3 separate regions of the Homo sapiens genome follow, and all the other regions are linked to region 3. Evidence: chromatin loops called from intact Hi-C (ENCODE). Cell type or tissue: endothelial cell of umbilical vein. All regions are shown on one strand. Links, peaks and the distances in the headings refer to the core of each region. The heading gives the core; the rest is flanking DNA. Region 1 overlaps ZER1 (zyg-11 related cell cycle regulator). Region 2 holds the start of ENDOG (endonuclease G). Region 3 holds the start of SH3GLB2 (SH3 domain containing GRB2 like, endophilin B2).

The links. A loop is a pair of places that touch in the nucleus more often than their neighbours do. Peaks named below come from ENCODE experiments on the same cell type or tissue, not always from the same donor. Only the 100,000 strongest peaks of a DNase experiment are listed, where the experiment ranks them.
Region 1: it touches region 3 in a loop (2.8-fold over the local background); 2 of 110 quality-filtered maps call a loop at or near these places.
Region 2: a loop joins it to region 3, with 9 times the contacts of the local background. A loop is called at or near these places in 4 of 110 quality-filtered maps.

Annotation. Positions count from the first base shown.
Region 1 is chr9:128,731,091-128,741,098 of GRCh38, forward strand. ZER1 (zyg-11 related cell cycle regulator) reads right to left here. Exons shown (of 16, transcript NM_006336.4): 12 at 9,682-9,797; 13 at 8,841-9,029; 14 at 4,244-4,341; 15 at 2,336-2,438; 16 at 1-304. The coding sequence ends at 247. It overlaps ZDHHC12-DT (ZDHHC12 divergent transcript), which reads left to right. Exons shown (of 2, transcript NR_046240.1): 2 at 1,752-2,153. Among named protein-coding and RNA genes, the nearest start is that of ZDHHC12-DT, 12 kb to the left of the region's middle. RefSeq lists enhancers at 1,103-1,603, 1,604-2,104. In endothelial cell of umbilical vein, for the core only: CTCF peaks have their summits at 2,297 (motif pointing right) and 2,499; a DNase peak (open chromatin) is centred at 2,341.
Region 2 is chr9:128,815,771-128,820,770 of GRCh38, forward strand. It overlaps ENDOG (endonuclease G), which reads left to right and starts at 2,730. Exons shown (of 3, transcript NM_004435.2): 1 at 2,730-3,415; 2 at 4,969-5,000. The coding sequence starts at 2,915. KYAT1-SPOUT1 (KYAT1-SPOUT1 readthrough) reads right to left here. Exons shown (of 25, transcript NR_182311.1): 25 at 3,881-5,000. SPOUT1 (SPOUT domain containing methyltransferase 1) reads right to left here. Exons shown (of 12, transcript NM_016390.4): 12 at 3,881-5,000. RefSeq lists a silencer at 2,964-3,023 and enhancers at 3,128-3,693, 3,644-3,733. In endothelial cell of umbilical vein, for the core only: a CTCF peak has its summit at 2,626 (motif pointing right); a DNase peak (open chromatin) is centred at 2,621; H3K4me3 peaks cover 1,340 bases.
Region 3 is chr9:129,024,192-129,034,397 of GRCh38, forward strand. It overlaps SH3GLB2 (SH3 domain containing GRB2 like, endophilin B2), which reads right to left and starts at 4,140. Exons shown (of 11, transcript NM_020145.4): 1 at 3,901-4,140. The coding sequence starts at 3,963. RefSeq lists enhancers at 2,001-2,564, 2,565-3,128, 3,129-3,692, 4,377-5,116, 5,117-5,856 and silencers at 2,409-2,640, 3,523-4,032, 4,073-4,502. In endothelial cell of umbilical vein, for the core only: a CTCF peak has its summit at 4,453; a DNase peak (open chromatin) is centred at 4,330; H3K4me3 peaks cover 1,022 bases.

The sequences.
Region 1 (10,008 bases), core at 1-5,000, 300 kb before region 3:
GCTTTTGTTTTTGCACAGAAATCATACACACAAAACTTCACACTTCCTAACCAAAAAAAAAATATATATATATAATATATATATATCTCACTAACATTAAGGAAAAGCGTCGGTTGTGCAAAAGTCCCCCATGTCTCTTCACTCCGTGGGAGGCTCCCTCGGAAGGGGCCCGCCCGCTGGGCTGCTTGAGCATGCTTCCTCCCCGCCTGTGGTCCAGAGCGGTGGCGGCCATGGGGACGGAGGCCTCTATCTAGACGTGTCCATGTTCTCCTCTTTAAAGTTACTGCAGTGCTCAATCACCTTGCTGGAGACAATGGGGGAGACAGGATTGGAGGGTGGGCTTGGGTGGGGGTGAGCCCAGCCCCTCCGAGATCATTAGGCAGCTGGGTAAACACGTGTTCATAGTGATGGTGATGCTGACCGAATGATGTGGACAGAGGGGCTGGCAGAGTGGCTGGCATGTGCAGGGGACTCAGGGAATGGCACCTGTGGCCGTGAATGCCATCACCAGCCATCCTCCGCTTCCTTCCTTTCCATGCCCCTCTTCTCCCACCCCCAGTCCCAGGGCATCTGTGGATAGGGGGTCCCCAAATCAGCTCAGGCCCGACCTCCAAAACCCTTTGGAAGTTTCTTTAGCGACCTCTTCTTCATTTTCCCTGCACACTAGACCCTTCTCTTTCCAGAAGTCCACCAGTGGTCCCCAAACTGACTGCACATCAGATTCCCCTAGAGGCCCGGATCCAGTGGCAGGTCCAGGGTCGGGCAGGGGCAGCTGTGCTCGCACAAGGGCCCCCACTACCCTGTGGCAGCCAGGGCTCAGCACTCCAGCTCAGATTTCGAGTCTCGCCCGCCCCAGCCTGACCCCTGCCACCCATCACTGTTGGTTGTCACCTTGGACCCCGGACAGCTTGCCCATTCAACACCAAGCCTGTGGTTTGGGGGCTTCACTGCAGCCTCTGTGTGTTAAAGGGATGCCCCAATACCTTTTAGGAAACAAATACCCAGAGTGGGAGAGAGGTCAGTGGACAGGCCGAGGGCCTTCTCCTAAGCATTGTCCAGGGTCATTTACTCCTTGCTGTCAGACAGGCCAGTGCCTCAGATTCCCATCACAGGCCTTGGAGAAATGTTCAAAGTGACTGTGGTAGGTAACTGGTCAGTCTTACCCAGTGCTTCTCAAATTTCCCGGGAATCCTTGTTAACCATGAAAATTCCAGGGCCACCTCCCACCTCCCGGATGTACTGGAAAAGAAAACCTAGGGGTGGGCCCCGTCCATTTATTTTTAAATTTTATTTTTTTGAGACAGAGTCTCGCTCTGTTGACCAGGCTGGAGTGCAGTGGCACCATCTCGGCTCACTGCAACCTCTGCCTCCTGGATTCAAGTGATTCTCCTGCCTCAGCCTCCCAAGTGGCTGGGATTACAGGCACGTACCACCACGCCGAGCTAATTTTTGTATTTTTAGTAGAGACGGGGTTTTACCATGTTAGCCAGGTCTCGAACTCCTGACCTCAAGTGATGCACCCACCTCAGCCTCCCAAAGTGCTAGGATTACAGGTGTGAGCCACTTCGCCTGGCCAGTAGCGCCTTTGGCCAGATATAATAGCAGAACCAGCTGACACTTCCCTCCCCTGGCCCAGGAAGTGGCTGGCTGAGGAGCCTCTGAGTTTCAGGCCCCTCCTCCATGTGAACTTTTGCTCTATACAGAGCCATGAAAAAGTGTGCTCGGGTCAGCTTGACTGTTCTCCCTTCTAGAATGAATCCTGGAGAAAACAAGGTCGTTCGACGATTTCGACACGTCGCATCCCTGAGAGTCTCTCGTGTCCTGATCAACTCGAGAACTGGAGGCGGTGACATTTTAGATGCTGCAGTGAAAGCCACAGAGCCACGGAAGGCCGAGACTCCACCATGTTTGTGATCTTCACATTCAGCAAACTCACTCGCACTCTGCCTCATCTTATCTCTAGAATGTATTTTACCACACTGTGTCCCTTCTTTAGTGGGAATGTCTTTGGCCAAAAATAATGAATAGTTCTGACCTGACTTGCTAATACCCAGTGATAAAAGGATGGAATTTGTTGGGAATAAAAGAAAACTAAGCTTACAAACGAGGGCCCTGATGCTCCGTTCCGAGCTTGGTCATCTAATTTCCAGCCACAATGTGGTCGAGATGACATTTGGAGAGGCCCCAGGTGGACATCAATACACTGTCAACCTCCATACTCAACTCTAAGCTGTCCCTGGGAATTTCAGCCATTCCTAACCTCCAGAGGGCGCCCGCTATGCCCTTACTCCCCTAAACCAAGGTTCCAGGCAGAAACACACTGCTGGTCTCTTACCGGGCCATTTCCTTGGTCTCCTGCCGTGCGGTCGCCATCTTAATTATGTCCCTCAGAAGGGGCATCCCCCCTTCTTTGATCAGCAGAGGGCAGTACTTGTCCGCTGTGGGATAGGAGCAGACAGCAGAGGATCAGGATGGGTCTTCTTATCAGCCCGAGGCCCAGAAACCCACCCTGTCTGTGAGGACTATCCTGGTGTCGGGGGTGTGAAGGCACAGCCCTTGGTGGGGGCAGTGCTAGAAATGGGGGCAAGACGTGGGCCCAGCCCCATGGGTGGGAGTTCTGCGTCCATGTAGGGGAGGCAAGAGGTGACTCCTTGGTTTGAAGTTGCTGCATTTATTTCCAGAGCTCATTCTTTTTTTTAAAAAAAAATTATATATATATATATATAAAATATATAATCTTAAAATATATATATATATGGCCGGGCACGGTGGCTCACGCCTGTAATCCCAGCACTTTGGGAGGCCGAGACGGGCGGATCACGAGGTCAGGAGATCGAGACCATCCTGGCTAACACGGTGAAACCCCGTCTCTACTAAAAATACAAAAATTAGCCAGGCATGGTGGCGGGCGCCTGTAGTCCCAGCTACACGGGAGGCTGAGGCAGGAGAATGGCGTGAACCCGGGAGGCGGAGCTTGCAGTGAGTCGAGATCGCGCCACTGCACTCCAGCCTGGGCGACAGAGCAAAACTCCGTCTCAAAAAAAAAAAAAAAAAATATATATATATATATATAAAATCTTAAAAAAAATATATATATATATATAATAGATATAATTTTTTTTTTGAGACAGAGTCTCACTCTGTCACCCAGGCTGGAGTGCAGTGGCACGATCTGAGCTCACTGCAACCTCTGCCTCCTGGGTTCAAACGATTATTTTGTCTCAGCCTCCCTAGTAGCTGGGACTACAGGCACGTGCCATCAAGCCCAGCTAATTTTTGTATTTTTAGTAGAGACGGGGTTTCACTATGTTGGCCAGGGTGGTCTCAAACTCTTGGCCTCAAATGATCTGCCCGTCTCAGCCTCCCAATGTGCTAGGATTACAGGCATGAGCCACTGCACCCGGACTAATTTTTTTTTTTTTAAGTAGAGACAGGGTTGCGCTGTGTTGCCTGTGCTGGTCTCAACCTCTTGGGCTCAAACAATCCTCCCACCTCAGCCTCCCTAAGTGCTGGGATTACAGGTGTGAGCCACTATGCCTGGCCTCCAGCGCTCATTCTATGGAAGATGTCACCCAAACCAGTGAAACCAGTGGCTCCTAAAGATGGTGATCCTTTGAGGAATTTCTGTAAAAATATAGATTTCTAAGCCCTGTCTCTGGATATTCTTTTTCAACAAATCCAAGGACTAAGATTTATCTGTATTTTTACCAGGTGATTCTGGTGACCTGCCAGGTTGGAACCAGCTGATGGTATGTGTTTTTTTTTTTTTTCATGCAGACAGCATGGAGACTTTTATTTTACTTCTGGAGATGGGGGTCTCACTATGTTGCTCAGGCCGGAGTGCAATGGCTATTCACAGGCATGATCATAGGTCATTGCAGCTGGAAACTCCAGACCTCAGGCAATTCTCCTGTCTCGGCCTCCTGAATAGCTGGTGTGCACCACTGAGCCCAGCAGGCATGGAGATTTTGGACTGTTCCTGCACATGGAAGCGGGAAGCATTAAGAAAGCTGTCTAGGAACTCTGCACAGGTATTTCGCCTGCCAGGCCTGCTTCTGGTGATGAGGCAGGAGTGAGCCCTTAAGCTGGGTGTCCCACAAACGCTGGAAAGTGGAGGGTTCTGCTCTGAGGCACAAAAGCTGACAGCAGCAATTAATGCCCCCCTCCTGGACTACAAACTCCCTGAGGGCACATCTGCTTTCAGCTGGATGAGTGTCTGAACCCAGGACAAGTTGGCACTCACGGTAGACAGACACGAGGTTATACAGGGCCCAGGTTGCCCAGTGCTGGCTGACAGGAGAGATTCCCTGGGGAAGGAGGCGGAGAATTGGTTCAAATGACCTGCAGGAAAAGAAATCAAGGTCACTGTGGATGCTGAGGGTGGGGAGTGTGTCTTTTCTTGTCTGAGGTTTCCTCCCACTGGAGAATCCTAGTGACCAACCATGATAGGCTGGCAGGATGCCAGGGAGAAGGGACAGCTGGCCCTGCATCCCACTGGCAGGCTGCACAACAAGGTTCCCTTGGAGAGGATAAAGGCACAAGCACATGAGGGAGGCACAAGGGACCCAGATTAGGAGGAGCAGAAAGCTGGAGACCTCAGCAAGGAGCAGAGACCCAGCCTGTGGGGAAGAGGGGAGAGGCACCCTGGGAACAGAAGCACGTGTGACCTGGTTTTTTTTTTTTTTTTTTTTTTTTTTTTTTTTGTGAGACGGAGTTTCGCTCTGTTGCCCAGGCTGGGGTGCACTGGTGCAATCTCCACTCACTGCAACCTCTGCCTCCTGGGTTCAAGCGATTCTCCTGCCTCAGCCTCCTGAGTAACTGAGACTACAGGGGTGTGCCACCACACCCAGCTAATTTTTGCATTTTTTTTTCTTTTGAGACAGAGTCTTGCTCTGTCGCTCAGGCTGGAGTGCAGTGGCATGATCTCGGCTCACTGCAAGCTCCGCCTCCCTGGTTCACGCCATTCTCCTGCCTCAGCCTCCCGAGTAGCTGGGACTACAGGCGCCTACCACCAAACCCGGCTAATTTTTTTGTATTTTTTAGTAGAGACGGGGTTTCACCGTGTTAGCCAGGATGGTCTCGATCTCCTGACCTCGTGATCCACCCACCTCAGCCTCCCAGAGTGCTGGGATTATAGGCGTGAGCCACCGCGCCCGGCCTAAATTTTGTATTTTTGGTAGAGACAGGGTTTCACTATGTTGGCCAGGTTGGTTTCGAACTCCTGACCTCAAGTGATCCACCTGCCTTGGCCTCCCAAAGTGCTGGGATTATAGGCGTGAACCACCATGTCCAGCCCTTTTTTCTTTGTTTTTTTTTTTTTTGAGACGGAGTCTCACTCTGTCGCCCAGGCTGGAGTTCAGTGGTGCAATCTCGGCTCACTGCAACCTCTGCCTCCTGGGTTCACATGATTCTCCTGCCTCAGCCTCCCGAGTAGCTGGGACTACAGGTGCATGCCACCATGCCCAGCTAATTTTTGGTTAGAGCATCATTTTGCTGTTGGCCAGGCTGGTCTTGAACTCCTGACCACCCGCCTTGGCCTCCCAAAGTGCTAGGATTACAGGCGTGAGCCACCATGCCTGGCCTTTTTTTTTTTTTTTTTGGAGAAAGGGTCTCGCTCTGCTGCCCAGGCTGGAGTGCAGTGGCATGATCACAGCTCACTGCAGCCTTGACCTTCCAGGCCATGCAAGTGTTCCTCCCACCTCAGCCTCCTGAGGAGCTGGGACTATAGGTGTGAGCCACCATGCCTGGCTAATTAAAAAAAAATTTTTTTTGGCCAGGTGCAATGGCTCACACCTGTAATCCTAGCACTTTGGGAGGCTGAGGGGGGTGGATTGCCTGAGCTCAGGAGTTTGAGACCAACCTGGGCAACACAGTGAAACCCCGTCTCCACTAAAGTACAAAAAATTAGTTGAGCATGGTAACGTGCACCTGTAATCCCAGCTACTCGGGAGGCTGAGACAGGAGAATCGCTTGAACCTGGGAGACGGGGGTTGCAGTGAGCCAAGATCACACCATTGCACTCCAGCCTGGGTGACAGTGCGAGACTCCGTCTCAAAAAAAAAATTTTTTTTTTTGTAGAGGTGAGGGCTCACTATATTGCCCAGGCTGGTTTCAAACTCCTGAGCTCAAGTGATCTTCCTGCCTTGGCCTCCCAAAGTGGCTGGGATTCTAGGTGTGAGCCACCGCATCCGGCCTGTGACTGCTCTTCTGACGAGGGCCTTCTGTGGGCCAGCCTGGAGTCATGGTCCAAAAGCCTGAAACACGTGTGTGCAAAACTCCTGGGCCAGCGATTCCGCTTCCTTTCTCCCCAAGAACTATAGTACTTGGCACACTGGCAACGCTACCAATGTCAGCCTGTTCCTCCCAGTATGGGTTTTCAACTGAAATGTCCATCTGTACAGGATGGCACAAAGAAAGTGACTCCGTCCTAAAATGACGAGGGAGATCCATGCCTGGTGATTGGCCAGTCAGTCACAAAACAGTAGGAATTGATGCCAGCTTGACTTAAAGTAATGAAATCTGTGCATAGAAACACTGCTGGAAGGAGACACACCAAAATGTCAACAGGAGTTCTCTTTCAGGGAGTGAGATTATGAACGATTCTTGTTTTCTTCTTCTTCTTTTTTTTTTGAGATGGAGTATCACTCTGTTGCCCAGGCTGGAGTGCAGTGGCGAGTTCTTGGCTCACTGCAACCTCTGCCTTCCAGGTTCAAGTGATTCTCCTGCCTCAGCCTCCCAAGTAGCTGGGATTACAGGTGCCCACCACCATGCCTGGCTAATTTTTGTATTTTTAGCAGAGATGGGGTTTCACTGTGTTGGCCAGGCTGGTTTCGAACTCCTGACCTCAGGTGATCCGCCTGCCTCAGCCTCCCAAAGTGCTGGGATTACAGGTGTGAGCCACTGTGCCCGGCCCTGTTTTGTTTTCTTGTTTTTTTTATTCATTTTTATTTTTATTTTTATTTATTTATTTTTGAGACGGAGTCTCGCTCTGTCGCCCAGGCTGGAGTGCAGTGGCGCGATCTTGGCTAACTGCAAGCTCCGCCTCCCAGGTTCACGCCATTCTCCTGCCTCAGCCTCCCGAGTAGCTGGGACTACAGGCGCATGCCACCACGCCCGGCTAATTTTTTGTATTTTTAGTAGAGGTGGGGTTTCACTGCGTTAGCCAAGATGGTCTCGATTTCCTGACCTCATGATCTGCCCGCCTCTGCCTCCCAAAGTGCTGGGATTACAGGTGTGAGCCACTGTGCCCGGCCCTGTTTTGTTTTCTTGTTTTTTTAATTTATTTTTATTTTTATTTTTATTTATTTATTTTTGAGACGGAGTCTCGCTCTGTCGCCCAGGCTGGAGTGCAGTGGCGCGATCTCGGCTAACTGCAAGCTCCGCCTCCCAGGTTCACACCATTCTCCTGCCTCAGCCTCCCGAGTAGCTGGGACTACAGGCGCATGCCACCACGCCCGGCTAATTTTTTGTATTTTTAGTAGAGGTGGGGTTTCACTGCGTTAGCCAAGATGGTCTCGATTTCCTGACCTCATGATCCGCCCGCCTCTGCCTCCCAAAGTGCTGGGATTACGGGTGTGAGCCACCGCGCCTGACCTTCTTCTTTTTTTTAAAGAAATGGTCTCATTCTGTCCCCTAGGCTGGAGTGCAGTAGCATGATGTTGGCTCACTACAGCCTCGACCTCCTGGGCTCAAGTGACCCTCCTGCCTCAGCCTCCCCAGTAGGTGGGACTACAGGTGTGCACCATCACACCCAGCTCATTTTTTTTTTTTTTTTTTTTTGAGATGGAGTCTTGGTCTGTTGCCCAGGCTGGAATGCAGTGGCGCCATCTCGGTTCACTGCAACCTCTGCCTCCTGGGTTCAAGCGATTCTCCTGCCTCAGCCTCCTGAGTAGCTGGGATTACAGGTATGTGCCACCACGCCAGGTTAATTTTTGTATTTTTAGTAGGGACGGGGTTTCACCATGTTGGGCAGGCTGGTCTTGAACTCCTGACCTCGTGATCTGCCCGCCTCAGCCTCCTAAAGTGCTATGATTACAGGCGTGAACCACTGCACCTGGCCTGATTTTTAAAATTTTTCGTAAAGAGGAAGTCTCACTATGTTGCCCAAGCTGGTCTTGAAATCTTGGGCTCAGCTGGACGCAGTGGCTCATGCCTGTAATCCCAGCACTTTGGGAGGCCGACGTGGGCGGATCACGAGGTCAGGAGATCGAAACTATCCTGGCTAACACGGTGAAAACTCGTCTCTACTAAAAATACAAAAAAATTAACCGGGCGTGGTGGCGGGTGCCTGTAATCCCAGCTACTCTGAGGCTGAGGCAGGAAAATGGCGTGAACCCAGGAGGCAGAGCTTGCAGTCAGCTGAGATTGCACCACTGCACTCCAGCCTGGGCGACAGAGCAAGACTCTGTCTCAAAAAAAAAAAAAAAAGAAAAGAAAGGAAATCTTGGGCTCAAGTGATCCTCCTGTCTCAGCTTCCCAAAGTGCTGGGATTATGGGCAAGAGCTACTGTGCCCGGCCCACCTGTATGGTTTTCTGTTGTGTGTCTATTTTCTCCCCACCCCTCCCCACAAATCAGTAGGTATTAGTGGTTTGCAAAGAGCAGGCTTTGGGTACATGCAGATGTTGGCATGTATGACAAATGCTCCAGGCTGCACGGATGAGATCGTGCCCTTATGTATGCTCTGTGCTGTGTGCGGCTACGTATCAATGAGTGAAAGCAGAACCCTACAGAAGACCAGAAGGAAGGTGGGAGCTCTGAGCAGACCTTAATGGTATGAGCATCCTGCCCAGCACTTACCCCATATTCCACACCGCATCCCCGCTCCCTGCCCTGCCCACACCTGTAATTGATGTTTCTCCGAGAGTTTATGTCCCAGCTCTGGATGGCAGCCCACATGCGTTCCTCCACCTCCTCACGCTGGGGCTCACAGACGCCCCAGGCCTCGGGTCCATCAAACATGATGTGGGAGAGGACGCCGCAGGCATTGTAGGAAACCTCGATCCCATCGGCCTTGCTCTCCAACAGGTTGCTGCCAGGAGAAAGACAGAAAAATGGAGTCCCACTCCCCCAGTTTCTCTTCAGATACCAGCGGCAGGACCCCAACTTAAAACCAGAAGCAAGAGGTGCTACTTATTTCTTTATCCCATATCGTCTATATACCCAGACTACTTCTAAAGGGATTTGAGGTCATTTAAGATATAATTACAGGCTGGGCGCAGTGGCTCACGCCTGTAATCCCAGCACTTTGGGAGGTCAAGGCAGGTGGATCACGAGGTCCGGAGATCGAGACCATCCTGGCTAACATGGTGAAACCCCATCTCTACTAAAAATACAAAAAAATTAGCTGGGCGTGGTGGCAGGCGCCTGTAGTCTCAGCTACTCGGGAGGCTGAGGCAGGAGAATGGCGTGAACCCGGGAGGCAGAGCTTGCAGTGAGCCTAGATTGTGCCACTGCACTTCAGCCTGGGTGACAGAGCAAGACTCCATCTCAAAAAAAAAAAAAAAGATATAATTACAAAAGGACCACTTACGAAGGATTGAATGAATAAGAAACCACATTATCGAGGGAAAATGACATTTATAGCAAACCTAGGCTAAGAGCAGTTGTGCAACTGAGCAAACGCTAGAGCTCTGAGCATTGTGGCAGCTAAGGCAAAAAGGGAAAGGATTAAAAATACCAACCTGAAGACGCTGATGAACTGGGAAGTCATTAGTTGAGGCCTCAGCTCCTTCACTTCTGCCACATTCCCCAAAAGTCCTAGCATATTCCTATGCAGTTCCTGCTTCTCTGGGAATTCCTGGGAAAAGGAGAGCCAATGGGCCGCATCAATTAGTACTTAATGACTTAGTATCTGGTATTGTTAACCAAAAAGCTTCATGGGCATCTGGCCATGCCAACTAGACAAAGAGGGGGCATATATGCTGCCCTCCTACCCTCCAATGCTCCTAGGTCAGTGCTGGGTACACACACTAAGGAATTAAAGGGGTGGGATTGCTTGCCACAAAGAC
Region 2 (5,000 bases), core at 1-5,000, 210 kb before region 3:
CACAGAAAGACAAACACGACATGGTTTCACTTATATTCGGAATGTAAAACAACTCATAGAGGTGGAGAGTAGAATGATGGTACCAGAGTCTGGGGATTGGTGGGAGTTGGGGCGGTGGGGAATGGGGAAATGTTGGTCAAAGGGTACAGTTTCAGCTAGACAGGAGGATTTTTTTTTTTTTAATTTGAGACGGGGGTCTTACTATGTTGCCCAGGCTGGTCTTGAACTCCTTGGTTCAAGCAATCCTCCCACCTTGGCCTCCAAAAGGGCTATGATTACAGGCCTAAGCCACCATACCCGGCCCAGGAATGTTTTTTTTTTAGAACTATAGCATGGTATGGCCAGGTGCGATGGCTCACACCTGTAATCCCAGCACTTTGGGAGACTGAGGTGGGTGGATCATCTGAGGTCGGGAGTTCGAGACCAGCCTGACCAGCATGGAGAAACCCTGTCTCTACTAAAAATACAAAAAATTAGCTGGGGATGGTGACACATGCCTGTAATCCCAGCTACTCGGGAGGCTGAGGCAGGAGAATCACTTGAACCTGGGAGGCAGAGGTTGTGGTGAGCCGAGATCACGCCATTGCACCCCAGCCTGGGCAACAAGAGCAAAACTCTGTCTCCAAAAAAAAAAAACACAAACTACAGCATGGTCACTATAGTTAATGTATATTTCAAAATTGCTGAAAGTAGCTGGGTATGGTGATACACCATAGCCTGTAGTCCCATTTACTCAGGAGGCTGAGGCCCACAGATCACTTGATCCCAGGAGGTCAAGAACAGCCTGGGCAACAAAGCAAGACCCTGTCCCATATTTTTTTTTGAAGCAGAGTCTCACTCTGTTGCCCAGGCTGGAGTGCAGTGGCATGATCTCGGCTCACTGCAACCTCCGCCCTCCAGGTTCAAGCAATCCTCTTGCCTCAGTCCCCCAGTAGGTGGGATTACAGGCACGGTCCACTATGCCCAGCTAATTTTTGTATTTTTAGTAGAGACAGGGTTTCGCCATGTTGGCCAGGCTGGTCTCAAACTACTGACCTCAGGAGGGCTTAGTGGCTCATGCCTGTAACTTTGGGAGGCCAAGGCAGGAGGATCACTGGAGGCCAGGAGTTCAAGACCAGCCTGGACAACATAGCGAGGCCCCATCTCTATAAAAAATTTAAAAGTTAGCCAGGCATCATGATATGTGTCTGTGGTCCTAGCTACTCGGGAGGGTGAGGCAGGAGGATGGCTTGAGCCCAGGAGGTCAAGGCTGCAGTGAACTGTGATCTTGCCACTGCACTCCGTGTGGGTGACAGCACAAGACCTTATTTTCCTTAAAGGAAAAAAAAATGCTAAGAGTGGCTGGGTTGGGTGGCCCATGTCTATAACCCCAGCACTTTGGGAGGCCAAGGTGGGTGGATCACAAGGTCAGGAGTTAGTTCGAGACCAGCCTGGCCAACATGGTGAAACCCATTCTTTACTAAAAGTACAAAAATTAGCTGGGCGTGGTGGCGCGCGCCTGTAGTCCCAGCTACTCAGGAGGCCGAGGCACGAGAATCGCTTGAACCAAGGAGGCGGAGGTTGCAGTGAGCCTGGGCGACAGAGCGAGACTCCGTCTCAAAAAAAAAAAAAAATTAGCTGGGCCTGGTGGTGCGCGCCTGTAATCCCAGCTACTTCAGAGGCTGAGGCAGGAGAATCACTTGAACCTGGGAGGCAGAGGTTCCACTGCGCGGAGATCACGCCATTGCACTCCAGCCTGGGCAATAGAGTGAGACTCCGTCTCAAAAAATAAAAGTCCTTAACCAGTCCATATTTCTGAATATTTTGCTTATTCCTGCCGGCAGTGTAATACTCTGGTGAATATTTGCGTTCGAGATCCTTGCATTCCCGAGATTTCCCCAGCTCAGCCCTCTGCGTGGGTTGAACGGTATGAACCTTTTTAAGGCTTCGCTTGTACTGTACTGTCAAGCTGTTTTTTGGAATATTCGCCCCAGGTTTCTGTTCCAGCCAGCAGCCAGCATCAGCCGTCTGCATCCTTGTCCTCAAACTGCTGTTAATTAAAATCTTTGCCAATCTGGGCCGGGCGCGGTGGCTCACGCCTGTAATGCCAACACTTTGGGAGGCCGAGGCCGGCGGATCGCCTGAGGTCGGGAGTTTGAGACCAGCCTGACCAACATGGAGAAACCCTGTCTCTACTAAAGATACAAAATTAGCCGGGCGTGGTGGCGCATGCCTGTAATCCCAGCTACTTGGGAGGCTGAAGCAGGAGAATCGCTTGAACCTGTGAGGCGGAGGTTGCAGTGAGCCGAGATCACGCCATTGCACTCGAGTCTGGGCGACCAGAGCGAAACTCCGTCTCAAAAAAAAAAAAAAAAAAAAAGAAACCTTTGCCAATCTGGTAGAATTGCGGGGCTTATTTTATGGTGTCATGGAGGATAGCCTAGGGCCAGATATACCTGGGGCCCTGTGCCTGCTCTGCGAACTAGGAGCTCACTCTCCGAGCGGTGTAGAGGGTGAGACTAAGCAGTGACAGTAAAAGCTTTCGACAGTGCTTGACCCTTCCGCGGAGCGTATTAAGCAGGAGCTCCCTGCGCAGGCGCAGAGGAGAGAGTGTCTCCCACCCCACGACCAGCAGGGGGCCTGCGAGGCGGGTGCGGAGCCAGGCCTGATGGTGGCCAATCGCGAGCTGAGGCGACGATGCCACGCCCCTCATACCGGCGTCTTAAATGCGCAAAGAAAGGACGCCGGGGACACCCGGTTGGGCTCTGCTGCTCCCTTCTGGGTTCCGAGGCCCAAGCCCTTGGCAGTGTTTGTGAGTGGAAGGGAGGTCACGCTATCGTCCGCGGCCCCAGCAGCCCTGTGCCCTCGTTGGATCCCGCGACGCGGCTCCTTTAAGAGCCTCGCGGGTCGCCCGCCGCTAGGTCGCTCCCCGGCCATGCGGGCGCTGCGGGCCGGCCTGACCCTGGCGTCGGGCGCGGGGCTGGGTGCGGTCGTCGAGGGCTGGCGGCGGCGGCGGGAGGACGCGCGGGCGGCGCCGGGACTGCTGGGCCGGCTGCCCGTGCTGCCCGTGGCGGCGGCAGCCGAGTTGCCCCCTGTGCCCGGGGGACCCCGCGGCCCGGGCGAGCTGGCCAAGTACGGGCTGCCGGGGCTGGCGCAGCTCAAGAGCCGCGAGTCGTACGTGCTGTGCTACGACCCGCGCACCCGCGGCGCGCTCTGGGTGGTGGAGCAGCTGCGACCCGAGCGTCTCCGCGGCGACGGCGACCGGCGCGAGTGCGACTTCCGCGAGGACGACTCGGTGCACGCGTACCACCGTGCCACCAACGCCGACTACCGCGGCAGTGGCTTCGACCGCGGTCACCTGGCCGCCGCCGCCAACCACCGCTGGAGCCAGAAGGCCATGGACGACACGTTCTACCTGAGCAACGTCGCGCCCCAGGTAGCGCCCGCGCCCCGGGCCGGTCGCGGAATGCGGGGCCGGCGCCTGGCCTCGCGGGGCCTCGGTTTGTTCTTCTGCAGAACGGGGCAGCTGCCCAACGCGCCCCCGGTCAGGCATCGCAGTGACATCCCGTGGCGGGAGGGAGGAGCACTGGGCTCCAGGCACAGGGTCTGCAGGCCGACCAGGGCTTGAGCTTCAACTGCGAACCCTGGGCACCTCCCTGAGCGTCGCTTTCCTCGTCAAAAAAATGGGGATAATACCGTTATTCACCTTCCTCCTGCGGTAGTGATGAGGCGCTGAGGCTCACAGAGGCAAAGTGACGGGCACAGTGTCACACAGCAGAAGAAGGCTGTCTGTTGTAGAACCGCAGCGCCCAACCTATTGGGCACCAGGGTGCGGTTTCGTGGAAGACAGTTTTTCCACGGCTTGGTGGGTGAGGGCGGGTTTCAGGATAATTCAAGTGCGTTACATTTATGTACATTTTATTTCTATTATTATTACATTGTAACATATAGTGAAATATACAACTCACAGTAATGTAGGATCCGTGGGAGCCCTGAGCTTGTTTTCCTGCAACTAGACAGTCCTATCTGGAGGTGATGGGCAACAACGACAGATCAGGCATTAGGTTTTCAAAAGAAGCGCGCAACCTCCTCACATGCGCAGTTCACCATAGGGTTCCAGCTCCTATGACAATCTCCAGCCGCCACTGATCTGACAGGAGGCGGAGCTCAGGCTGCTGTGGGATCAATGGGGGGGTGGCTGTAAATACAGATGAAGCTTCCCTTGCTCGCCTGCTGCTCACCTCCTGCTGTGTGGCCCGGTTCTGGTACCGGTCTGTAGCCCAGGGGTTGGGGACCCCTAGTCTATAAAACCGTGAGCCTCCAGACATTGTCCTACCCTGCCTGCCTTCAGGCAGTTTCGAGGCAGACACCTGGCCCACGATCAGGTTGTTAGTGCCAGGCACTGTGCACTGGGCCAACCACCCTCTCAGCCTGTTCCCAGCAGGTCCTGGCACCAATGGATGGAGACTGCCATGGGGCTCTGGGTGGAGCCCATGGGGCACCAACCTCTGACCCAGCTTCCTTCTGGGAAGACAGCCCCCTATCCACTTTCCATTGTCCCAGGCCTGGAGAGCTCAGGATGGAGGTCGATTCATGGCATTCCCCGCTAGGCTCTTCCTGTGGCTCAGACTGGGAAAAGGAACGGGTTGGTAGTTGGAAGGGCTGGTCTTCCCAGGAGACCCTGGGTGGGGCTGGGGACAGGCCTCAGTCCTCTCTGAAAGGTGGAGACAGGCTCTTCCTTCATTCGACTCTTGGGAGCTGAGAAAAGACTTTGACACCTGGGCTGTGGGAGGGACAGAGGGTGGTGGCTAGCACTCTATCAGCCCTGGGTTTCAGGGAGTGACTTTCATTCCTTGAGCCTCAGTTTCCCCCCGCTTGTCTCACTGGATATCTCTGAGCCTGTCCATCCCCTCAGGACCTGGGGCGGCCCTCTGATAGAGGAGGAAGGGTCCCAGCCACAGTCCTGCTAAGCCCTATCTCTCCTACCAGGTGCCCCACCTCAACCAGAATGCCTGGAACAA
Region 3 (10,206 bases), core at 2,298-7,297:
TGGGCAGATGGATTGAGCCCAGGAGTTCAAGACCAGCCTGGGCAACCGTGAGACCTCCTCTCTACAAAAAAAAAAAAAAAAAAAAAAAAGCCCGGCACGGTGGCTTATGCCTATAATCCCAGCACTTTGGGAGGCCAAGGCAGGCGGATCACGAGGTCAGGAGATCGAGACCATCCTGGCTAGCAAGGTGAAACCCCTTCTCTACTAAAAATACAAAAAATTAGCCGGGTGTGGTGGCGGGCACGTGTAGACCCAGTAACTCGGGAGGCTGAGGCAGGAGAATGGCATGAACCTGGGAGGCGGAGCTTGCAATGAGCATCGCCCCACTGCACTCCAGCCTGGGCCACAGAGTGCGACTCAGTCTCAAAAAAAAAAAAAAAAATTAGCTGGGCGTGGTGGCACCCACCTGTAGTCCCAGCTACTCAAGGGGCTGAGGTGGGAGCCCAGGAGGCGGAGGTTGCAATGAGCCAATATCATGTCACTGCACTCCAGCCTGGGTGACAGACCAAGAACCTGCCTTAAAAAAAGAAAGACTTTGGGAGGCCGAGGTGGGCGGATCACGAGGTCAGGAGATCAAGACCATCCTGGCTAACACGGTGAAACCCCATCTCTACTAAAAATACAAAAAATTAGCCAAGCGTGGTGGCAGGCGCCTGTAATCCCAGCTACTCGGGAGGCTGAGCCAGGAGAATGGCATCAACCTGGGAGGTGGAGCTTGCAGTGAGCCGAGATCACGCCACTGCACTCCAGCCTGGGTGACAGAGCGAGACTCCATCTCAAAAAAAAAAAAAGACAGCAAGGAAGCCAGGCATGGTGGCTCACGCCTGTAATCCCAGCACTTTGGGAGGCCAAGGCAGGTGAATCACGTGAGGTCAGGAGTTCGAGACCAGCCTGGCTAACATAGTAAAACCCCATCTCTACTAAAAATACAAGAATTAGCATGACGTGGTGGTGGGCGCCTGTAATCCCACCTACTCGGGAGGCTGAGGCAGGAGAATTGCTTGAACCGGGGAGGCGGAGGCTGCAGTGAGCTGAGACTGCGCCAGCCTGCGTGACAGAGTGACTCCGTCTCAAAAAAAAAAAAAAAAAGGCCAGGCATGGTGGCTCATACCTGTAATATCAGCACTTTGGGAGGCCGAGGCAGGAGGATCACTTGAGCCCAGGAGTTTGAGACCAGCCTGGCCAACGTGGTGAAACCCTGTCTCTACTAAGTACAAAAAAAAAATTAGCCAGGAGTGGTGGCAGGTGCCTATAATCCCAGTTACTCGGGAGGCTGAGGCAGAAGAATCACTTGAACCTGAAAGGTGGAGGTTGCAGTGAGCCGAGATTGTGCCACTGCACTCCAGCCTCGGCGACAGGATGAGACTCTGTCTCAAAAAAAAAAAAGGAAGGAAAGAAGAAAGGAGAGAGGGACTAAGGGAGGAAGGAAGGAAGGCAGGCAGGCAGGCAGGCAGGCAGGCAGGCCTCCCTCACATCCCTCCTCAGCTCTCAGGAGCTACCCTGATGGTACCAAGGGCATCACCCTAAATGTGCACCTCAACACCTCCCCTCCTTACCAAGGTTCAGAGCAGCACTCCCCACCCCGCCCTCCCTTACAGGCCACATCTGCCCAGGTGAGAAGTTCTACCAGGCTTTCCCAAACTAGACGGCATCCATCCCATGTCCACTGCAGTCTGCCTAGCTCCATGATGACGATGCCACCACCTCTCTGGACTTTATAAGTATTACTTCTACCACTACTATTACTGTTACTGCAATTACTACTAATAGTATTAGTACTATCACTCCTCCTGCCCTCTCCCACCCCCACTGGCATCTTGTCCAAATCTGCCTTAGGTTTTCTTGCCTCGGTGCCCTTATCTGGGCTGCTCCTGCCACTTGGACCAACATCATGAGCCCCTCCCTACTTTCTGAGCACAGTTCAGGGGCCCTCCATGCAGGAGACCATCCCAGAATGACCCATACAAAAGGGATCCTGCCCTCTGGATCCTCATCTCAGGGCCAAGGCCTTGTTCCTTGCTGGATCGGGGAGGCTCTTAAAGTTGTTTCTTGTACCTGCAGGGACTGGGAGGTTCCTGAGCCCATCACATGTATTGATCATAAAGAACCCCTCTCCCATCCCTCCTGACTGTCTCCCATCCAGGCCAGCTTGGTCTCAGGCGGAGCCCCTCTGTGGCCTCTCCTGCCAGGTCACATTTCAGGCCTCTCTATCCCCTGGCCTGCCACTCTGCCCCAATCCTGCCAAGAGGAAGGGGTTTGGTGCTGGAGTCCGAGGCTGCTCCCGGGAAAATGGCAGCAGTGGGGTGGGCGTGCAGAGCAGAGAAAGCCTCTATTTATAAAGCTCTCAGCTCCCTCCCTCCCACCCCGAGGCTGGGGCCTGACTGCTGGCTCCCACTCCAGTAACAGTGACCCTGTGGGGCAGCTCCCACCAAGCGGAGCCACACCTAGGCCCTGCCCTGCCTAGGTCCTGAGAGCCCTGGCCAGGTCAGGCAGCAGGGCCCCAGCCCTAGCAGGGAACTGGCAGATCAGGTTCTTCCCAGATGTGGGAGATAGTGTGGTTGCCATACCAACAGCAGAGTGGGTTCCCCCCTCCCAGATGGACTGGGGCCGTCCAATCCGAGGGGCTCTGGGATCCTGGCATCTCCACTAGGGCTGGGGCTGCCCACCAGACTTGGAACACATTAAGCAGTGAATTCTCGCTGGGATGCTAATCCTCAGCGGGACACAGCACCTTCTAGTAAACATGACTACATGGGTTGCTGGCTGGGTGTGGGCTCCTGGGGAGGGGAGTGCCCGGGTTGGGGGTGGGGAGAGAACTGTACTCAACAGAAACAACAACGATGACAACGACAACGACAAAGACAAGACTACAGGACCTGCTCCCAGAACCCTGGGATGGGCCAGCCCCGGGCCTGCGGAATCCCACTGAATCCCATAACCACGGTGTTACACCAGATTTACAGAAGGGGAGGGCGGGGCTCTGAGAGAAGTGACTTGTCCAAGGTCACATGCTGCACAGGTGCAATATTAACCACTTTGACACCAATAATGAGCTTGCCTTTGGTGAGCACACATATGCAGAGTCCCACAGAATCCTCGCATCTGTCCTGGGAGGCAGGAATACTGATCCCATTTTTCAGACTGAGAAACTGAGGCCCAGTGAGATGAAGGCCCCTCCCCCAAGGTCACAGGAGGGCACATTCCCACCCACACCTGACCCTAGGTCTTCCCATGATGTTGAGTTGCCTGTTACTCTCTGCCCCTAAACGGATAGGACTTCTTCCAATCTCAGCATCGTGGGCCTGGACAGCTTCCCAGCCAGACCCCAGCCCTCTCTCCATCCCCCAGGCCCAGGGACCAAGGAAACAGACCTCCCGTGGAGCAGAAAAGAAACAACTCCTGGCTTCCGGCCTGACTATCCAAACGTGTGAAATGGCCATGAGGGACTCATGGCACCAGCCGCCCATTGCACAGGTGCGGAGACTGAGGCTCGGAGAAGGGGTTGTGGTGGACGCATGAGTCCCTGGGCCTGGGACCCAGGTCGCTAAATGCCCCGCCAGGCGCCAGTCACTGCTGGACAAGGGCAGGGAGGTAGCACCCAGCCGGTGCCTCCTCCCCTCCTCAGCCAGGCAGGCGCCAGGGGAGCAGGGTAACCCAACCAGCCCAAAGGGTGGGCACCGGTGCCTCGCCCCAGGCAGCAGGGCCAAGGCCCGGCTCGGGCCGCACGGGCTCTTTCCCTCTTCCGGTCAGCAAGGGCTCAGGGGGGCAGAGGTGTGCCGCGGCGGGGACGAGGGCAGCAGCCCGGGAGGGCTTTCCCGCGTCCCCAGGCGTCTGCCGCAGGGTGCTCCCCGCCCGCCGCACATCCGGGCCCCCGGCGCACGGCGCGACGCCAGGCCTCACCTGCACCGCCCGGGTGAAGAAGATGCCCGCGTCCGACGCCAGCTTCTTCATGTTGAAGTCCATGGCGTGCCCGCACGGCCGCCGCGCACGGCCCGAGCGCAGCCGGCAGCCCCCGGCCCAGCCGCCGCCGCCAACCGCACCCCGCCCACCTGCTGCGGGGCACCAGCCCTCCGCGCACCCGCCTGCCGGCCTGCCCGCCTGCCCGCCCGCCGCAGCCGCCGAGCCAGCCCGAGCGCGCAGGGCGGGGCGCGGAGGCCGCGGGTCGGAGCCAGAGGGGCGGGGGCGGAGCTGGCGGTGCCGGGGCGGGACGGGACGGCAGTGGGGCGGAGCTAGAGGGGCGGGGGCCGGGCTGGTTGGCGGAAGCCGGGCGGAGTCGGAGGGGGCGGGACTGGCGGGACAGGGGCGGAGCGAGAGGGCAGTGGGGCGGAGCTACATGGGTGGGGGCGAGGCCTTGGCGCGGCCAGAGCGGGGGTTGGTCTGGGGAGCAGGTTGTGCTGGGCAGGGCTCGCTGCTGGGCAGTGCTCGCTGCTGCCCCCATGCGCCTGCCGCCGCGGATTGGGCCGGCCTCTTTTTTTCCTTTTACTAAAATTATTAAAACTGGAACACATGTGCTCTTAGATGATTGCAGGTACACGCCATAATTACATATTATTTGCCATCTTACCAATGCTTTTCAAAAGTTTTAATTGATAAATATATATTTACGGCCTACAAGGTGATGAAATTGTGGAATGATGAAATCAAGTTAATTGACATATCCATCACCTCACCTACTTTTTTTGTGGTTAGAACATTTCAAATGTACTCTTTTAGCAATTTTGAAATATGCAATACTTTTTTTTTTTTTTTGTAGACAGAGTCTTGCTCTGTCGCCCAGGCTGGAGTGCAGTGGCGCGATCTCGGCTCACTGCAGCCTCCACCTGCCGGGCTCAAGCGATTCTCCTGCTTCATTCAGCCTCCCGAGTAGCTGGGACTACAGGCGCCCACCAACATGCCCCGCTAATTTTTTGTACTTTAGGAGAGACAAGGTTTTGCCATGTTGCCCAGGGTGGTCTTGAACTCCTGATCTCAGGCAATCTGCCTGCCTCAGTCTCCCAAAGTCACTAAGTGACTGAGTAGTCACCAATATGTGCAACAGATCTCTAAAATGGGCCTCTCTTGCTTTCTCCTCCCACCACCCAGGCCTGCTGCCTCTCCCCTGTTTGTGCCTCTTCATCTCCGCTCTTTATTCACACCCCCTCCCTCCCATTCCCATTTCTTCCACTCTGTTTCCCTTGGGTTTCCTCCCGTTACTCCTCCTCTCTGACCTCTCCTCCTCTCTTCTGCCCTGACCTTGGTGACTGAGCCGGAGTCAGGCTTGGGACTTGCCCTCCACCGCTGGAACAGCTGTTTGTCAGCCTGGGAGGCCCTGTGGCTTCCCCAAATTGGAGGAGGGTTGGGGTGGCGGTCACGGGAAGGGAGGGGGTTCTGGAGCTGGGGCCTGGAGCCCCCTGTGTGGTGAGAGGAGGAGATCAAAGGTTGGGTGACTGTCAGGGTGGAGAGAATGAGCTGCCCTGGGAGCACAGATGTGTGATAACCTTGAAACCAGCTCCTCACAGCCCCAGGCAAGGAGATGACCTACAGGTGCTCCTGACCCCAAATGCCTTCCCTTGGGGCTCAGATAGAGGCTTTGTACTGGTCTTCACCTCTCCTTGCTGTCTACCTCTAGGTTTCCTCTTTTTTTTTTTTTTTCTTTTTGAGATGGAGTCTCGCTCTTTCACCCAGGCTGGAATGCAGTGGCACCATCTCAGCTCACTGCAGCCACCGCCTCCCGGGGTCTAAGCGATTCTCCTGCCTCACCCTCCACAGTAGCTGGGATTACAGGCATGTGCCACCACGCCCGGCTGATTTTTGTATTTTTAGTAGAGACGGGGTTTCACCATGTTGGTCAGGCTGGTCTTGAACTCCTGACCTCGTGATCCACCTGCCTCCGCCTCCCAAAGTGCTGGGATTACAGGTGTGAGCCACCACGCCCGGCCTAGGTTTCACCTTTGAACCCAGTGGAGAGCTCTGTTCCCAAGCTGTACCCTCTTCTATCTGGCTTTGTTCATCTTTCTATACTTACCCCAGTTTCTGTCACCTATCCCAGCATGGCTCTGCAGGGTGAGCCTCAAGTCACCTGGGGGCTTGTTCAAAATCCAGACCCTGTTCCCTCTCCCAGCCCTGGTTCTGGGTCAACAAGTCAATGGCTCTAACATTAAATCACCTGGGAGCTTTCAAAACTCCACCTACCTGGGCCATCCTGTCATGTACTTGGGCCAGTATGTACATGTTGCCTTCATCAACTTTCATGTCATTCACACATCTGCAATCCCTCAACTCTGATTCTCTGTGTTTCTGTTTTTGTGTTCACTATGTGTTTGTTTCTATTTGTCTGTATTGATCATGGACTTATTTACTATCATCTGTTTATAGCTGACTATATCATTCATTTAGCCAGTGTTAACTTTAAAAAAATCTAGTCAGGCATGGTGGCTCATACATGTAATCCCAGGAGGCCAAGGCGGGCGAATCACCTGAGATCAGGAGTTCAAGACCAGCTGACCAAGATAGAGAAACTCTGTCTCTACTAAAAATACAAAATTAGCCAGGCGTGCTGGCGCATGCCTATAATCCCAGCTACTTGGGAGGCTGAGGCAGGAGAATCGCTTGAACCCGGGAGGCAGAGGTTGCGGTCAGCTGAGATAGCGCCATTGCACTCCAGCCTGGGCAACAAGAGAGAAACTCCATCTCAAAAAAAAAAAAAAAAAAAAAAAAAAGAAATCAAGATGTAGGCCAGGTGCGGTGGCAAACGCCTGTAATCCCAGCACTCTGGGAGGCCGAGGCAGGCGGATCACCTGAGGTCAGGAGTTCGAGACCAGCCTGGACAACATGGTGAAACCCCATCTCTACTAAAAATACCAAAAATTAGCTGGGCGTGGTGGTGTAGGCCTGTAGTTCCAGCTACTAGGGAGGATGAGGCAGGAGAATAGCTTGGACCGAGGAGGCAGAGGTTGCAGTGAGACGAGGTCACGCCATTGCACTCCAGCCTGGGCAACAGGAACGAAACTCCGGCCAGGCATGGTGGCCCACACGTGTAATCCCAGCACTTTGGGAGGCCAAAGCGGGTGGATCACGAGGTCAGGAGTTCAAGACCAGCCTGGCCAAGATGGTGAAACTCCTTCTCTACTGAAAATCCAAAAATTAGCCAGGCGAGGTGGTGTGCATCTGTAGTCCCAGCTACAAGGGAGGCTGAGGCAGGAGAATAGCTTGAATCCAGAAGGCAGAGGTTGCAGTGAGCCGAGATCATGCCACTGCACTCCAGCCTAGGCTACAGAGCGAGACTCCTCCTCAAAAAAAAGGAAAAAAAAAAGTGAAACTCGATCTCAAAAAAAAAAAAATCAAGATGTATACATTTAAAGAAGGAAAGAAGATTTTATTTCTTATAAAAGGGTACAGACTGCAAGGTGACCATCCCACAAATTGGGAAGCATGCCTGTGACAGAGGCAGGAGGCAGAGAAATACTAGGCAGACAGGGGCGGGTCCCTGGCAAAACCCTACCTTCCAGCTGAAAAGCCTGAATCCTGTGGCCCAAAGTGAGAATTTCTATCCATCCGTTTGCCTGCTCTCTCCTGATTGGTTCTTTCTGAATCGTGCCTTTTTACCAATCAGATGTTGCCTTTTCCAAAACTACCTACAGCCCACCCCACCTCCCATCCTGTACCTATAAAGACCCACCCCCCCCAGACCCCAGACTCAGTTGGTAGGGAGAGAGAAGTGGCTTGACTAGAGAGAGGCGACTTTACTTCAGAGTGAAGAAGCTAGACTTCAGAGGAGAAATGGCTTAACTTCAGGGAGATGGCTTGACTACAGGGAAGAGCCATCCAGAGAGGCCAGGCTTCAGGGGAAGATTACCTGCCCGTCCCATCTCCTCTCCAGTTCACCTCTCTGCTGAGAGTCATTTCTACTGCTTAATAAAATTCTCGCCTGGCGCGGTGGCTCACACCTGTAATCCCAGCACTTTGGGAGGCCGAGGCGGGCAGATCATGAGGTCAGGAGATGGAGACCATCCTGGCTAACACAATGAAACCCCGTCTCAACTAAAGATACAAAAAATTAGCTGGGCGTGGTTGTGGTGGGTGCCTGTATTCCCAGCTACTTGGGAAGCTGAGGCAGGAGAATCACTTGAACCTGGGAGGCAGAGGTTGCAGTGAGCCAAGATCAGGCCACTGCACTCCAGCCTGGGCGACAGAGCAAGACTCTGTCTCAAAATAAATAAATAAATAAAAATAAAATAAAATAAAATAAAATTCTCCTCCTTTGCTATCCTTCAAGTGTCCAGGTGACCTCATTCTTCTTGGACACTAGACGAGAGCTCAGGACCCACCAAGTGCGGGTACCCGAAAAAGGTCGTCATACTGGCCCTCTGCCCTCACTGGCAGAGAGCAGCCACCCCACGTGGCAAAGCAAGGAGCCTACCGAGCTGATAACACACTGCTGTCCATGGACAGCAGAGCTAAGAGAGCACTGTAACATGTCCTCTGGGGCTTCAGGGTTTGCAGGCACCCCGACCTGGGCACCGCCATGGGGCCTGCATGGAGCCTCCTTCTGCCCACGCCCAGAGCAGCCAGCGGGATCCTGCACTTGCTCGCCCACATGCTCCCTCCCACAAGGGTTGAGCATGGCGGGCTGGCCTAGACAGGGCACCCCCATCGCAAGTCCAACAAAGAAGTCAAGAAAAATCCTGCATCGCCTCCAGGAAGGAGGAGAACTTGTGGTAGGAGCTTTATGCTGAATAGGTTGACTAAACATACATATTCAACAGGTTGCAGGAGGTGCTATGAATATTCATCAAGGTGGTCCCATGTTCACTTTGTGGTGAATTAATATTTAGATGTATTACAATTAGGCCCTATATGTCAAGAGGATTGTTTAGGGACATGAAGGCACACAACGGCCAATCTCTGCAAAATGGCCAGAACTGGTCCATGGCCAGTGGTCTAATTCTTTTTTTTTTTTTTTTTTTTTAAGACAGGGTCTCGCTCTGCCACCCAGCTGGAGTGCAGTGTTACAATCACGGCTCACTGCAGCCTCAACCTCCTGGGCTCAAGCGATTGATCATCCCGCCTCAGCCTCCCAAGGAACTGGGACCGCAAGTTATAGAGACGGCGTTTTGCTGTGTATTGACCAGCCTGATCTCCAACTCCTGGATTCCAGTGATCTTCCTGCCTCAGACTCCCAAAGTGTTGGGGTTATAACCATTAGCTACCGCACCCAGCTGTTGGTCTTATCAGAAGAGTAACTGAAATTAGTCTTTTGTCCAATGAAAGCTATAGTTAGGCTAGTAGAACAGGAGTTCAGTTAGTCAGCGTCCGGGAGCTGAAGGAGCTGCAGTTGTTTGAGTGTTGCTTATCTTGAGGCCAATGCTTGTTTGTATTTATTTATTTATTTATTTATTTATTTATTTAATACATCCTTCATTGGAAGCCAGTGCTTATTTGGCTGCTAGAGAAAAACAAAACAAAACACCTTTTGCCAGTTAGAGGACAGTTATTTTATTTTATTATATTTATTTTTTTGAGATGAAGTCTCACTCTGTCACCAGGCTGGAGTGCAGTGGCACGATCTCGGCTCACTGCAACCTCCGCCTCCCGGGTTCAAGCGATTCTCCTGCCTCAGCCTTCTGCGTAGCTGGGATTACAGGCACCTGCCGCCATGCCCAGCTAATTTTTTGTATTTTTAGTAGAGACAGGGTTTCTCCATGTTGGTCAGGCTGGTCTCCGACTCCCAACCTCAGGTGATCCGCCCGCCTTAGCCTCCTAAAGTGCTGGGATTACAGGCATGAGCCACCGTGCCTGGCCCTTGGCCCCCCCCCCACCCTTTTTTTTTTTTTTGAGACGGAGTTTCACTCTTGTTGTCCAGGCTGGTGTGCAATGGCATGACGATCTTGGCTCACTGCAACCTCCACCTCCTGAGTTCAAGCGATTCTCCTGCCTCAGCCTCCCAAGTATTTGGGGGCAGGTACCACCACCCCCGGCTAATTTTATATTCCAAAGTTACCACAGTACTTACAGCACCCTCAGCCTGGGTGTCTAAGCTTATCATCCCATGCGCCTCCTCCCCTGTGCCAGACAACCCCACTAATGACTCTGGCCTGTGCACTCATTCCGCCTGGACCCCAACAACATCCCCGACTCCCTTTAGCCACTCTGCCCAGTCTCCTATTCACCCCATGCCAGACCTCTCACCAGTCCCACCATGCCGGGCACTGGGCATCCGCTGTTTGG